Linked DNA regions of Homo sapiens: region 1 is linked to region 2. Evidence: chromatin loops called from intact Hi-C (ENCODE). Cell type or tissue: endothelial cell of umbilical vein. All regions are shown on one strand.

Region 1 (8,000 bases), 410 kb before region 2:
GGAAGAGGTAATTGCCATTTAAATTTGTGTTTATCGTTCCCTTGCTTTTTAAAAATTTTGCCACATCGGTACATATGTCGAAACAACATTTGTTGTTAGTTTTGCATTTGGATCTTTATAGAATTGATTGGCTCCATGAGTCAGGGGTCTGAGCCCCACTTGCTCAGGGCACCCTCATTCACTCTCCAAGCTTCTATAAAATGCTTCCCTCTTATTCCCCAACTCTGGTAGCTGCTTCTTGCCTTTCTTCTTTCTGGGTGACCTCAGCATTCTTTATTTATCCATTCTCTTGTCTCTCAATCCTTTTCTCCCCAAGGCTAGCCATAGAATCCCTCTTCCCCACCAAGTCATTGAAACCAGCACCTTTTCCCCAAAGCCAGCCATAAAACCAAAAATCATTAATCTAACTTTGCCTCTGCCTTTCTGTGTAAAAACTGGTCATAAAGAAATTACCTGACCTGCCTTGTTTGACTATGGGTTATAAGACCCCCATTCCAGAGAGGGTCCTGCCCCACATTCAGAAGGAAGGAATGCAGGAATGCGTGCTCTGAGAGGCCAAGAAGAATCTAGACAGACCGGCCCTGCTGGGATTCCCCACTCAGTCTGTTAGCGTTAGATCGTACTCTTTTTGTCCAATCATACTTTTTTTTTTTTTTTTTCCTGAGACAGAGTTTCACTCATTGCCCAGGCTGGAGTGCAATAGTGCAGTCTCGGCTCACTGCAACCTCCGCCTCCTGGGTTCAAGCAAGTCTCCTGTCTCAGCCTCCTGAGTAGCTGGGATTACAGGCATGTACCACCACACCCGGCTAATGTTGTATTTTCAGTAGAGATGGGGTTTCTCCATGTTGGTCAGGCTGGTCTCGAACTCCTGACCTCAGGTGATCCGCCTGCCTTGGCCTCCCAAAGTGCTGGGCTTACAGGAATGAGCTACCATGCCTGGCTTTTTTTTTTTTTTTTTTTTTTTTGAGATGGAGTTTAGCTCTTGTTTCCCAGGCTGGAGTGCAATGGCGCAATCTCGGCTCACTGCCACCTCCGCCTCCCGGGTTCAAGGGATTCTCCTGCCTCAGCCTCTGGAGTAGCTGGGATTGCAGGCATGTGCCACCATGCCCAGCTAATTTTGTATTTTTAGTAGAGACGGGGTTTCTCCATGTTGGTCAGGCCCAGTCTTGAACTCCCGACCTCAGGTGATCCACCAACCTGGCCTCCCAAAGTGCTGGGATTACAGGTGTGAGCCACCGTGCCCAGCCTGTCCAGTCACATTTCTACATAGCTGTCCATACTTTGTTGAACCTCAGCATAAAAATGGACAATTTCCTCTGTATCTTTTGGGTCTTTATTCTGAAGTCTGCCATGTACACATTAAATCTGTTTGTCTACTTTTTCTCTCACTAATCTGCCTCTTGTCAGTGATTTTCAGCAAAACTTCAAAGGACGAAGGGGAAATGTTCCCTTGTCCCTGCAATTTGTACAAACACTGTTAATCCGTATCCTCTCCCTGAGGCTTGTGTGGCCAGGAGGTGAACCCAGGGGCCTGGGAGAGGAAGGCACAGAGGCTGGCAGTGGGAGGGCCCTCACACCCATGATGCCAGTGCAGTTCAGCCACAGGTGCTTTTGTTCCCCAGGGAAGTATTCAGCTGGCCCCTCCTGAGGAAGGCTCACTTAGACAGGAACACTTTTGCACCCGGCTGCTTCTGTTGGTCCAGGGAAGACCCTGTATGCCCTCCTCATGGTAAGGATTTCATGTTGTAAGGACTTTGTCAGCACCCTGCTGCACACAACAGATGTTGGCAGAGCTTCTTTCCTTTCTCTGCCCCCACTTTCACCAAGCCAGTTCTTTTGGAAGGTGGAAATAAATGAAAGAAACAAACTCCCAGGCAAGTCGCAGTGCTCTGATCGCCGTCCTTATGAACAGAGCATTAATTAGTTGCTCACTCGCAGAAAGGAAAAGTTAATTACCTACCATGGAAACTTTAAAAAGAAAAAAAGGAAACATGAGTTTAAATTTTAATTAGGGCCCTTGCATGGTGGGAATAGAAAGGAGCTGGTTCTAATTGTGGGCATTTAAGGCAAGAGCCTTTTGTCCCTTTGTGCACCTCCTGTGCTCACCACCTCCCCACCAGACCTCCAGCCTGAACCTCCTCTCAGAATAGGCAGAGAAAATGAATGTGGAGGGGCCAGAGCACCCCCACTAGGACTCTGGTCATTGCCCCTTAGGGAGCTGTTCAAGGGCAGGGATTGAGAAACACAGGACAGGGTTCACTGCCCCAAATGACCTTCCTTACTGCTCACTGCTGCTTAAAATGTCAGCACCGGAAGAGTGGCAGATGCTGCTGTGTGCGGACCCCCTCCAGAAATGCAGGACACATTCCCCACCCTCAGGGAGCACAGCCAGCCCCTTCCAGGACTGCCCTAGATCACACCACCTGCCCAGGCCAGCCTGCACCCAATGACAGATCAATATATACTATGAACACCCAGCCTGCTCTCCCCAGTTTGAGACAACTCTGAAGGTCATTCCAGCTCCCAAGCTCCCTGCAGGGTCAGCTGGGACTGTTGTTCAGACTGCAGTGCAGCTCAACTTCTCCCTCTGTCCAATCTCACTGCTGTTGCCCCTCTCTTCCACAAGGGATCATCCCAAGAGAACTCCCTAACAAATGTCCTGAACACTTATCTCCGTCTCAGAGTTTGCTTCTTGAGGATCCTAGCTTGTGGCACAGATTTACAGTGAACAGTGTTAAAGTGCTATGGGAGGGATATGCATTGAGCAGTTTACATTTTATACAATCGTCAAGTTAAGGGACTATCAGAAGGCATGTAATCCAGTCCAATAGAGCACTCCCAGCTTAGCATTTGACCCAGCTAAGGCTGCCTTGATCTGAGCACTGACAGTGACAAGGACTCATCCTCTCACAGAACAGCCCTTTTGGTGCCTACACAGCTCCAACTGCTAGAAGGCTCTTCTCACACCGGTCGGCTTCTGCCAGGCAGAGCCACAGAGCAAGGGTCTATGTGTCTGCCAGGCCCATGCCAGGCTGTGAGGAAGACAGGATGCTGTAGACCCTGTCTCTGCCCCCTGGACAGATGAGGTCCAGAGTGAGGAAGTGAACAGGGGCCTGGCTCCCAGCACCCTCAACAGTCCTGGGGACATGCATTTGTTCCGCATTCAGAGTTCCGTACTGCCCCCTGTATGATGGGGCCATCAAGCATACAGTAGGACAATACCCAGTGACCTGGACACCGCCTCTGTAAGTAGCCTGGTCACATGCAGGGTCATTTCCAGGTGCTTTTGATAAGTTTGGTATCCACCGGGGGCTCCTTCAAAGGCATCTCCAGCCTGACCCTGGGCTCCCCTTATAGCAGCCTAGGCCTCAAGTTGGAGACCAATTAAGCTGAGGTTGTGTCAACCCCTTAGCTGCTTGCTTGCTAAGGAATTAGCAGTGCCCAGGGACTCCCTGTATGACATCGCTTTGACCAAGCCAACTCGCGGGCCCTGTTGTTGCTCTGGCCTAGCCGCAGCTAGATGGCACTGTCCCATCACGCCAGGCACCTGCCCTGCCTGGCCAGCCAGGCTCACTAAGCACCCAACCTTGTGACTACAGGAATGCAGAGGGGCCACACAAGGTTTCTGGACCCCAGCCCCAGATTTTTACTAAGGTAACTGTCACAGTCCATTGGAGACACTGCCCACCCTTCCTCCAGGGCTCAGAGAATTATTTGTTCATTCAACAAATATTTACTGAGCTCCTACTACTTGTTACGACTACTGGACTCCAGAGCAGGTACAGGAGATAAGGCCATGAGCACTGAAGACACTTTCCTGCCCTGCCTGGAGATAACAGACCAACTAGGGAGTCAGAAACACATGTAAATTCACATACCTGGGAAGTATTTCAAAGGACAGGATAGGATGCAGGGTGGGGGAGAGGGGGTGTTGGACAGGCCATCCTGTTCTGCTCTGAGAGGCTAGGGGATGTGGGGGGTTCTGAGAGAGTGGCCTCTGCACTAAAGTTTGAAGGAGAGTCCAAGTTCACCAGACAGAGGAGGTGTCCTGGGAAGGGCTTCTGCACCCAGAAGGGTGCAGATTTAAACTTTGTCAGCCAGACGTGGTGGCTCATGCCTGTAATCCTAGCACTTTGGGAGGCTGAGGTAGGCGGATCACTTGATGTCAGGAGTTTGAGACCATCCTGGCCGATATGATGAAACTCCACCTGTACTAAAAATACAAAAATTAGCTGGGCATGGTGGCACGTGCCTGTAGTCCCAGCTACTCGGGAGGCTGAGGCAGGAGAATTGCTTGAACCCAGGAGCAGAGGTTGCAGTGAGCTGACATTGCGCCACTGCCCTCCAGCTTGGGGGACAAGAGCGAAACTCTGTCTCAAAAAAAAAAAAATTGTCAGAAGAGATTCGAGTCAGATTCATGGAAGAACATATAGGCTGAGGGTGGTGAGAGTGAAAGGGGATGGGGGTGTCTGCCAACTCCATAGGGTCACTTCCAGCTCTGAGGATGGGAAAGGAAGGGCAAGCCCAGGTGGGCACCAGCCACATTAGACATGCTCTGTGACACCAGCTGAGGTTGGCCATTGCCATTTAGAGAGAGAGAGCACTAGCGAACTGCAGGCAGGAAACCCAGATTGTGAGGGGCCAGAAGGGCTGGGAGACGCCCAGAAGATCCAGACGAGTGGGCACCAGGAGGGGGAAGGAGTGCTCCCTTCTGGGGGCTCCATGGAGCCAGGTTGTAGCTTTCTCCAAGCAGGGCCCACAGGACAGGCAGGGAGTGGAGAGGAGGGCAGGACTGTGGGCTGGTTCAGGCTATAGGACCCACAGACAGACAAATGAGTACAAATGAGACACAAAGAAGCAGGCAGGGGCAGGGCACCGTGGCTCACACCTGTAATCCCAGCACTTTGGGAGGCCAAAGCGGGCGGATCACCTGAGGTCAGGAGTTAGAGATGAGCCTGGCCAACATGGTGAAACCCCATCTCTACTAAAAATACAAAAAATTAGCCAGGCTCAGTGGTGAGCACCTATAATCCCAGCTACTTGGGAGGCTGAGGCATGAGAATTGCTTGAACCCGGAGGCAGAGGTTGCAGTGAGCTGAGATGGTGCCACTGCACTCCAGCCTGGGTGACAAAGCAAGACTCTGTTTCAAAAAAAAAAGAAGCCAGCAGGACTTCCTTAGTCTCAGGTGGACTCTCCTGAGCCCCACACAGCAGAACGCTTCATCCGCTTGTCGTGGCACCCAAAGACTTTTCCTCCCCTGACACCTCCATCCCTACCCCATAAGAGCCCCCCCCCGCCCCTCCCTGGGCTGTTCCTCTGGGGCATCTACAACAACCAGAGCCTTCCAGGTAGTCCACACAAAAGTCTCTCCAGGTCTTATGTGGGCCGGAGCTAGGGGCGAGGGCAGGAAAGCCTCAGCCCCAGGGAAGAGGCCGCCATCTGTCAACCCTGGATGAGATGTGCACCAGCCTGAAAGCAGAGGAAGGGACAAAATGACCTCGGGAGCCTTCCAGCCCCAGAGCTGCCATTGGCTTGCTGGATGAAGGACATTAAATATTTGGCAAGTGCTCAGCAAGAATAGATGGGAGAACCCATAGCCAGGACCTCAAACCAGGGACTAGGAGAGGGCAGGGCCCTCTGCCTCACCCTGGCTGGGCCTGTTCCCTCATTAGGACCCAGGCACTGTCAATTACCACCAGGCATGGTGAAGAGGAAAACCAATCTATAGGGAGATGTGCCCTCTCCAAAACGTTATGGCAGGGACAGTAAGGAAATGTTGTTTCCCAAGCCAAGGTTCAGGCCTATTTGAAGGTTTAATGTGGTAAAAGGTCTGGGGTGGGCTGGGAAGAGGAGGGCTAAATAATTCAGAAAGCAAATGGAGAAGTGGCTGTTGATGATGCTGACCGAGGCTTGTGTAACTGGCTGGGCTCAGCAGCATCCTCAGGCTCCTGGGAGAAAGGGCACAAGTGGGGATTTGGGGAGACAGAGGCAGGAGTGAGCACACAGCCGGCCGGTAGAATAGCTTGACAGGTTTTGCTTCTCAAGGCACTTTCACAAGCCCCCTCCTCCCCAGGGCCCTATGAGGCAAGCAGGGCAGGTAAGGAGACTCTGGAGGCTGACCCCCCAGGCCTGCAGCCCAGGACCTCATGAGCAGCACAGCCCAGACAGGAAGTCCTCCCACTGCGTGGGGTCCTTACTTTCACACCACTTTCCTCTCTTCCACCTCCTGATCCCTGGGACAGTCCTGTGAGATACGTCAAGGATCGCTGAGCCTGGAGTAGCCAAAAGACCTGGGTTTTGAGCATGGTTTTGGCACAGCTAAGGTGTGTGATCTCGAGCAAGTTCTGTTCCCTCTCTGGACCTGCATAGACTTCTCACTTCTTTTTTTTTTTTTTTTTTTTTTAGACAGAGTTTCGCTCCCATTGCCCAGGCTGGAGTGCAATGGCTCAATCTCGGCTCACCACAACCTCTGCCTCTTGGGTTCAAGTGATTCTCCTGCCTCAGCCTCCTTAGTAGCTGGGATTACAGGCGCCCGCCACCACGCCTAGCTAATTTTGTATTTTTAGTAGATACAGGGTTTCTCCATGTTGGTCAGGCTGGTCTTGAACTCCTGACCTCAGGTGATCTGCTTGCCTCAGCCTCCCAAAGTGCTGGGATTACAGGTGTGAGCCACCATGTCCGGCCCTCACCTCTTTTTTATGATAAAAATGTGAAGATTGATATCTGAGGTCTCTTCTAGCTTTCATAGTCTCTGGTTCTAAGCCCAATGAGCAGATAAGAACATCAAGGTTTAGCCCGTAGGTGGGATAAATAGGGAAAAGGCCTCTTCCAGTTGCTTTTACTCCTATCTCTTGCCTCCCTTTTCACTCAGCTCAACCCAGGAACATGAGAAGAAAGTGCCACCTTGCCCTATCTGCACCCCGGAGACCTATGGGGAGGAGAATCCTGTCTTCTGGCTCCTTCTCTTGTCTGGACCCAAAAGCAGGAAGCCCATCAGTGTTTAATGAAGCCAGGACCAACCTAATTATCAGGGGCGCTTGTGTTAATAAGCACCTTTCAATCCATGCAGGGAGCTAATACAGACAGAATAAAAAGGGAAGAAAAGTCATTAGCTTGAAATGTCTGGGCCCCTACCTGGGCTGAGCCCCATGAAGTCATTATGGGTAGTTACGGGCTCTAACCACCACACGCAGTCCCAGGCAGGTACAGATAATGATAGGGGAGCATGTGGCCCCTCTGGGGTAGATAAGTCATCAAAAAGGACAGCTTTTTGTTTTTCGTTCTCTTCCATCCTGTTTCTTTGAGGGCCCCCACCAGCCCCTCCCCTGCACAGTCTGGTTTCATCCCTTTATTTAGAAACATCTGGTTTCTAAATAAAAGGAAAGAGTCCAACTTTCCTTTTATTTAGAAACAGGAGTCATCGTACTCTGAGATTCTGTAACTGAGTATTCTGGAAGCATTAAGAGCTTTCCTGATTCTCCCCTCCACTCACTCTGAGCCAGGGGTTGCTTGACTGGGGAGAAGCAGTGAAGATGGTGGAAAGTCAGTTAGACTTTGCTGATGGACTGGATGGGGGCAGGGAAATTGGTGGCACACGTCTGTAATCCCACCTACTTGGGAGACTGAGGCAGGAGAATCACTTAAACCAGGGAGGTAGAGGCTGCAGTGAGCCGAGATCATGACATTGCACTCCAGCGTGGGCAACATGAGCAAAACTGTGTCTCAAAAAAAAGATGTTGAGGCCAGTCATGGTGGTTCACACCCGTAACCCCAGTATTTTTGGAGGCTGAGGCAGGAGGATCACTTGAGTCCCAGAGTTCAAGACCAGCCTGGGCAATATAGTGAGACACCATCTCTTCAAAAAATAAAAATATTAGCTGCATATGGTGGCACAAACCTGTGGTCCCAGCTACTCAAGAGGCTGAGGTGGGAGAATCACTTGAGTCAGGGTGGTTGAGGCTGCAGTGGCCATGACTGCACCACTGCACTCCAGCCTGGG
Region 2 (8,000 bases):
AATCAGCTCCTCCCTTGTTTTTCTTTTCTTTTTTTTTTTTTTTTTTATCGAGATGGAGTCTCGCTCTGTCTCCCAGACTGGAGTGCAATGGCGCAATCTCTCACTACAACCTCCGCCTTCTGGGTTCAAGCGATTCTCCTGCCTCAGCTTTCCGAGTAGCTGGGATTATAGGCGCCTGTCACTGTGCCCAGCTAATTTTTATATTTTTAGTAGAGATGGGGTTTTGCCATGTTGGCCAGGCTGGTCTCAAACTCCTGACCTCAGGTGATCCACCTGCTGGCCTCCCAAAGTGGCTGGGATGACAGGCGTAAACCACCATGCCCGGCAGGTCCTCCTTTCTTTCCCTCATTCCCTTTGTAGCTGTTAACCCACCACCACCCATTCTTTTCCCTGGCTGACTGGGTGGGAGCAGTGCTCTGTGACCTACTTCCTTTAGAGCAATGGGCAACTCCCCTGATTTCCTGGCTTCCCTTCTGCGTATTCCTAAATGAGTGTAGAAGGACTCAGCAAAAATGAGAACATCCCTGCCTTGTAGGATTCAGAGTCTTGAGGGTGTTCAGATTGCTTTCCTTTTAATTTTTCACCCCTAGAAGTAGGGAACAGGCAGGGCTTGTGAACCTCGTGTATCTTTCAGATTGTAGCAGTGAGAGAGTTATGGAGGTTTGTGATTCTTCAATACATAAACCTTGTAAATAAATTTAGAGTCTGGTGCATAGGTGTACGCAGAGGTAAAAAATGGTTCATAACAATATCTTAGATTTGTATAACAAAATATAACATTTTAATGTCTATCATTTTATCAACTGGACAGTAAAATATTTATTAAATGCCTATTGTGTCAGGCAACAACTTAAAGTGCTTAAAAATTATAGATTGTGTCAATTTTTTTCCAAATAAGTAAATTTCCATAAATGTTTATTGCTGGTTTGGGGAGGCAGCAATGGAGTAAAAGAGGTCTAGGCTAGAGGTTAAAAAATCTGGAGTCTAGTTCTTATTCTGTCATCAACTATAGTAGTTTCTATCTGGGCAGCTTAAAACAACAGAAATGTGTTCTGTCTCAGTTCTTGAGGCTAGAAGTACAAAATCAGGGTGTTGGACGAGTGCAGTGGCTCACTCCTGTAATCCTAGCACTTTGGGAGGCTGAGGTGGGTGGATCACCTGAGGTCAGGAGTTCTAGACCAGCCTGGCCAACATGGTGAAACCCCGTCTCTACTAACAATACAAAAATTAGCTGGGCATGGTGGCGGGTGCCTGTAATCCCAGCTACTTGGAAGACTGAGGCAGGAGAATCGCTTGAACCCAGGAGATGGAGGTTGCAGTGAGCCGAGATCGCGCCACTGCACTCCACCCTGGGCAACAAAGAGCGAAACTCTGTCTCAAAAAAACAAACAAACAAAAAAAAATCAGGGTGTTGACAAGGTTGGCTCCTTCTGGGGGCTCTGAGAGATGCTCCATCCCATGCCTCTCTCCCCTGGCTTCTGGTGGTTCCCAGTGATCATTGGCGTGTAACTACATCATCCCAATACCTGCCTCCGTCTTCACATGGCCTTCTCTCTATGTCTCAGCGTCTCTGTATGTCCTCTCCTCTTCTTATAAAGGCCCCACTCATGTTGTACTTAGAGCCTACTCTATTCCACCATGACCTCATCTGAACTCATGACATCTGCAAAGACCCTATTTCTAAATAAATTCACAGTCTGAGATGGGTGCACATGAATTTTGGGGGGACATCATTCGACCCGATACACAAACCTACTTGGCAAAGTAACCTTCTCACTTAACTCCATTTAAGTTCATTGATAAAAGGCATGAAAGTAGTGGAATAATTCCTAAAGATCATTTCAGCCTATGATTTAATATAATGATATATGCTAGATACATTAATCAAGCTATCAAATTATGTGCTAAGCATTATGCAATTTTTTATATGACATCTCATTTCACCCTTAAAAGAATTCCACGAGATAGATATTAACAGTCCCCTTTTGCAGGTGAGGAAATTGAGGCACAAAGAGGTCCAAAGTCATGGAATTCATAAGTGATGAACACAGAATATTTACTTAGATCTGATTCCAAAGTGCACTCTCAAAATTACTATGCTCTATCATCTCTCCATCATGCTAAGTGGGTTAGGAAGATGGGGAATGCAACAAATATTTTCAATTTTGATTTATAGAATATTTGGAGCTGAGTAGCAATTTCCTGGAATTATGTGTAAAGTTTGGACTTATTTTATTTATTTATTTATTTATTTATTTATTGAGACAGGGTCTCACTCTGTTGCCCAGACTGGAGTGCAGCGGCCCAATCTCTGCTCACCGCAACCTCTGCCTCCCAGGCTCAAGCTATTCTCCGGTCTCAGCCTCCCAAGTAGCTGGGATTACAGGCGCGCACCACTACTGCCGGCTAATTTTTTATATTTTCAGTAGAGGCAGGGTTTCACTATGTTGGCCAGGCTGGTCTCGAAATCCTGACCTCAAATGACCCACTTGCCTCGGCCTCCCAAAGTGTTGGGATTACAGGAGCCACCGCGCCCGGCCTGGACTGATTTTAAAACAAGGGAAAGCAAGAGAAGCGGGAATAGTGGGTGGCAATGAAGGCTTAGTAGCTAGGAGGAGAGCTATGGGCACTTACCTGAACTTGTTTCCTCATTTGTTAAATGAGATAATAGCTCCTGTCTACAAGACCAGGTGGTTGTCAGTATCCAAGCGATCTGATGTACATGGAAGTATTAGCTACCTGGGAGATCTTGCTCAATCCTCTTCTCTGAGTCCTAGGCTCCAACTAAACATCTGGGACTCCATAAGGCTCCTTCTAGCTGTGGCCCACTGGACTGGGACTTATTAAGATGCTGAGTGCTGAGTGAGCTAGATGTAGAAGTTGAAATGAATGGGAAAAGTGATGAAAAGAAATGCTTTCTTTCTTCTGGCTTGTCTTCACTATCTCCTTTTCCTCACGCTTCCCGACCCCACCCCTTCTCCCCGGGGTTGATGAGGAGGTCAAAGTCTGAAAGCCAGAGAGGGCTCTCCAAGCCCCGGACCAGGCTGAAGCCGAAGGCAAGGTGTGCCCTCCACTGCCCCCTGCATTTCTGCATTTTCTCCCATCATTTGTTCCCACAAAGGATTTGCTGGGCAGTCCTTAAACGTTCTCTTCTTGCTTGGATCTGCCCTATCTGGGGAGACTCGGGCACCAGGAAACGAGATTTCTGGGTGTGGCCCTAAAGTGTTCCCGAGCTTATTGTGCCCCCTAGTGTCGAATAGTGAATCCTGCAGCCGTCGGCTTCCTTTCTGACCGTCCCTCTGATGCCTCCCGCCCAACACAGTTTTTCCTTTTAAGGGTGTGGGCTGACAGCACAGCAGGTGGGGACTCCAAGGACTGGCAGCTCAAAAATCCACCTCAGGGACAGACAGATTCTTTGGTGTTTGGCAAAATGTAGGGGCCAGCTTGGCCATGATGGAAGCTTTAAACTCTTTTTTTTTTTTTTTTTTTTTTGAGACGGAATCTCGCTCTGTTGCTGGAGTGCAATGGCGCCGGTCTCGGCTCACTGTAACCTCTGCTTCAAGCGATTCTCGGGTTCAAGCGATTCTCCTGCCTCAGCCTCCTGAGTAGCTGGGATTACAGGCGCCTGCCACCACTCCCGGCTAATTTATTTTTGTATTTTTAGTAGAGACAAGGTTTCACCATGTTGGCCAGGCTAGTCTCGAACTCCTGACCTGAAGTGATCTGCCCACCTCGTCCTCCCAAAGCGTTGGGATTACAGGCGTGAGCCACCGCGCCCAGCCGGAAGCTTTAAACTCTTATCCTAGATTGCATTAGGGGAAGTCCAGAAGTGAGAGGGATAGAAATCTAACATTGGGTGCCTACCAGGTACATATGTGACATAAACAATCCTTGTAACCTTTGCATATATAATTATTGCTACAATCCTGAGAGGTAATTTTTATTACTTCTAGTTTTTCAGAAGAGAAAGCAAGTTCAGAGAGGTTAAGTGTCTTCCCCAAGGTCACATAATAACAATAACAATATGATAGCAACATTAGCCAATTAATTAGTGCCTACTCCACACCAGGCATATGATTTCTTTTAATCCCCACAGCAACACTTTAAAGTGGTGATCATAATCTTCATTTTAGTGATGAGGTAACTGAGATTTTAGTGTAAGAAAGGAATAACTGAGAAGCTGCCTGAGGTCACACAGCGAGGTCCTCCCGTTTCCAGTCCCACACTGTTTCTATTCCGCCATGGCCTCATGGAGGTGGTGGGTGGTAGAGGTGGGACTCGGGCCCAGGCCTGTGTGACTCAATGTTCTTTCCATTACTGCTGCTGCTCGGCAGTTCTTCCTGAGGACCAGGAAACCATTGTCATGTGGTCTTTTGGAGTTCTCAACCTGAGATGATGGCAATGAAAACACCAAGGCAGAAGTCCAAAGGATCCTGGGGACAATTTGCTCAGGGAAGCACATGACCAGAGCAGCACTATGGGAACTGCACAACAATATTGCTGTCAGGGGCCCCGGGGAGGGCCTTCAGAGGAGCTGAGTCCTGTCTCCCTCCAGTAATTCTGTGTGGAACTCACATGTTCCCCTGAAGCTGATGGGCCAGGACGGGAAATGCAAAGCTCAAAGAGACCTAAAAGGAAAGGTAGATGGAAAATTCCTGGAAGTAGATGAGAGAGAAAATTCCAGATAGAAAATTACCAGAAATAAGCAGGGCACGGTGGAGTGTGCTTGTAGTCCCAGCTACCTGAGAGGCTGGGACAGGAGGATTGTTTGAGTCCAGGAGTCCAAGACCAGTCTGGGTAACATAGTGAGACTCCTTCTCAAAAAAAAAAATTACTGGAAATATATAAGCTATACCACAGAGTTCCCAAATCATTCAACAAAGTTCCCCTCACACCCAAAATATAGATTAGTCATAGGTCCCTGGAATAATGCTTTATGTCCCTTTGGGTGAGTCACAAATTTTCTTTTTCACTTTTCTCTATTAAATTATTGATTACATTTTATTAAATTATTAAAATTATTAAATAATTATTAAATGTGTTACCATCACATATGCCAGGTGGTAAGTTGGCAAACTGGTTGACGTTATGTTTGTTATTTTGAGGTGTAAATTTCACATAAATAGTCTGGTGGGAAAAGATATCAGTTGGGAACTATTTTTTAAAAACTAATTTGTAAGTTACCTTATTTCATTAAAGAGTAACTCCTTCCCTCTCTTCCCACCCCTCCCCTTACTGCCTCTCTTCCTCTGTCCCAGGTCCCTTCCTCTCCAAAAGTCTGGAGCCAGATTCCTTTTCTGTCCTTGTTGGCTGTTAAGACAAAGCTCTGAGTAGCCTTGCCAGAAGGGCTGAAGCTGACCCAAAGGCTGGTCCTCTTTCTTTTTCCCCTCTATTTCCCCTTCTTTCCCACATATAACCTCACATTAAGCAGAAAATAATTTCTGTGCTAGGGCCAGAGACAGAGCTTCAGCTTGGCTAGGCTGCCTTACAGTTTCAATTTGATGAAAGCCAATTACACATTTCCTCTGGTCTGTTATTTCAGCTGAAGCACCACACAGTTGGCTGAATGGGTCCTTGTTGCACACAAAAGGGAGAAATATTTGTAGGGAAACTAATGACCCGGTTATGGCTGCACCGTCATTTCTAGGCAATTTCCTGGTAAATGGCCCTTTGGAACAGTCTGGTGCTGGATGCTTCTGTGCCCTCATTTCCTGCTTCATGCTCCTGCTGGGCTCCTGCAGGACCAGTCTGCCCTGAACAAAGTGACCAGGTGACCCGCTTTCTTGGGAGGAGTTTATACATTTCCCATCCCCTTTTCTTTCTTCCACTTGCCTTTTTCTTGTCCTCCTTTTATTCCTAAAAATAATCATTGAATGCCTGTTAACATTGCAGTGATAACTAACACAGGCTTTGGACCTCAGGGCACTCAGTCTTGAAAGGAGGTAGACTTGCGTAACTCATGGACCCAGGTACTCCTGCTTTCTGCAGCCATGCTTTCCAAATAAAATAACTCAAATCCCTATCTTACATCATCATCGGGACTCCAGATGTAAGGGACAGAAATCGTTATCCAAAATGGCAAAAGGATTTTTATTGGCGCATACAATAGGAAAGTCCAGGAATAGTCTGACCTCAGATGAGGCTTGATCAGTTTTCTCAAAAATGTTACCAGGACCACCAGGTTTCGTTTCTTTTCTTTTTTCCTTCCTTCCTTCCTTCCTTCCTTCCTTCCTTCCTTCCTTCCTTCCTTCCTCCCTCCCTCCCTTCCTTCCTTTCTTTCTCTTTCTTTCTCTCCCTTCCTTCCTTTCTCTCTCTCTTTCTTTTTCTTCTTTCCTTCTTCTTTCTTTCCTTCTTCTCCTTCCTTCCCTCCCTTCCTTCCTTCCTTCCTTCCTTCCTTCCTTCCTTCCTCTCTCTCTGTCTTTCTTTCTGGTCTTGCTCTGTCACTCAGGCTGGAGTGACAGAGCAAGTGGTGTGATCATAGCTCACTGCAGCCTCCAACTCCTGGGCTCAAGCAATCCTCCTGCCTCAGCCTCCCAGGTAGTGAGCCACCAGGCCTGGCTGATTTTTGAATTTTTTGTAGTTTTACTATGTTGCCCAGTTGGTCTCGAACTCCTGGCCTGAAGTGCTTCTTCCACCTCCACTTCCCAAAGTGCTGGGATTACAGGGGCAAGCCACTGTACCCAGCCAGGACCAGGTTTCTATCCCTGTGTCTCTCAACTTTGCTTCCTCTGTGTTGGTTCTGTTTTAGACAGGCATTCTTCCTCAGCTGGCAATAAGCACAGTAGCTCAGGCTTCATATCTTGTCGTATTCAATAGGAAAGAGCACCTGCTCTTTTCCAGAAGTGGGAGAAAGATCCCACTATCTCCTTGGCTCTGCTTGGACTGTGTGTTCATCCCTGAACCAGTCATCGTGGCCAGGGATAGGCTGCTTTTATTGGCTAGATCTAGGTCATGTGCCTGCAGACATGGATGAAGAGTAGGAAAAAGTTATAGCCTCAAATGTTATCTGTCTGTCTGTCTATCTATCTATCTATCTATCTATCTATCTATCTATCTATCTATCTATCATCTATCCATCCATCCATCTATTATCTATCTATCTATCTATCTATCTATCTATCTATCTATCTATCTATCTCTATTACCAGAAAAAGTGGGGATGGATGTTTGGGAAGAAAATAGTATGTACTATGTACTTGAGAGTTTGTTTCACATTTGCTCTCATTCACAGGTCAGCTCAAGCTGGCATCTGTCCAGCTCTGGCTAAGCCTGGGGCTTTTATTGGCCTCAGAGGGGAGGAAGTGCATGTCAGTTGGTCCATGGGCAGCCCGGAAAAGGCACCACAAGTCCCCACTAGGGTCAGAGGGACTGGTAGCCTGGCCTCCAGCCTTTGGGCCCTCCCTGGCCTAAAGGTGAGGCCTCACCAGGGACCTGCCCCCTTCCACCCAGGAGCCTATCTGCCTCCTATTGCCATCCATGGTGACCAGGCTGCTCCCACCAAGGGGCACCTGCAGGCCAGCTCCAACCTGCCCTCTGCCCCACCTCAGCTCCCCCCACCCCATTGCCCCCCGCAATCTGCCTCAACCCTGCTCTGAGATCAGAGTGGGCACCAGGAGTGGGGAAAGGCCAGGCAGTAGGAGCAGACACCCTCGAGCCTGTGGAGGCAGCAGGAGCTTTCCTGGGCCCCTGAGGGTGCAGAGTACAGAGACACCCAGGTCCTGTGTCTGGGAGGGCGGGGCTGTCACCCAATCCCTGGAGCATGCATGCAGCTCCGGTGGCATCTCCTTGCAGTCTGGGGTGGGGGACTCCAGGTCCTCACTGGACCCCTCTCTGCCCACCCCTGCATGCCCAACCACCCTCCTCCTCTGCCAGTGGGTGGCTCGGCTGGCCTCACTGTGGCGGCCCCCAAACAGTGGGCTCTGGGCATGCTCCCACTTGTCCCTGGCTCCTGCTGACTCCCTTGGAGCACAGCACTGCCCTAGGCCCAGCTATCCCTCCTC

Evidence for each region. A loop is a pair of places that touch in the nucleus more often than their neighbours do. Peaks named below come from ENCODE experiments on the same cell type or tissue, not always from the same donor. Only the 100,000 strongest peaks of a DNase experiment are listed, where the experiment ranks them.
Region 1: it touches region 2 in a loop (14-fold over the local background); 24 of 110 quality-filtered maps call a loop at or near these places.

The regions. Positions count from the first base shown.
Region 1 is chr1:112,799,883-112,807,882 of GRCh38, reverse strand. No RefSeq gene overlaps it. Among named protein-coding and RNA genes, the nearest start is that of LINC01357, 46 kb to the left of the region's middle. RefSeq lists a silencer at 3,450-3,599 and enhancers at 3,710-3,759, 4,236-4,736, 4,737-5,237. In endothelial cell of umbilical vein, a CTCF peak has its summit at 3,512; a DNase peak (open chromatin) is centred at 3,522.
Region 2 is chr1:112,386,252-112,394,251 of GRCh38, reverse strand. It overlaps a transcript of CTTNBP2NL not described here. Among named protein-coding and RNA genes, the nearest start is that of CTTNBP2NL, 6.0 kb to the left of the region's middle. RefSeq lists enhancers at 7,382-7,916, 7,917-8,000. In endothelial cell of umbilical vein, a CTCF peak has its summit at 3,250 (motif pointing left); DNase peaks (open chromatin) are centred at 461, 3,221, 4,351 and 5,601; H3K4me3 peaks cover 630 bases; H3K27ac peaks cover 6,894 bases.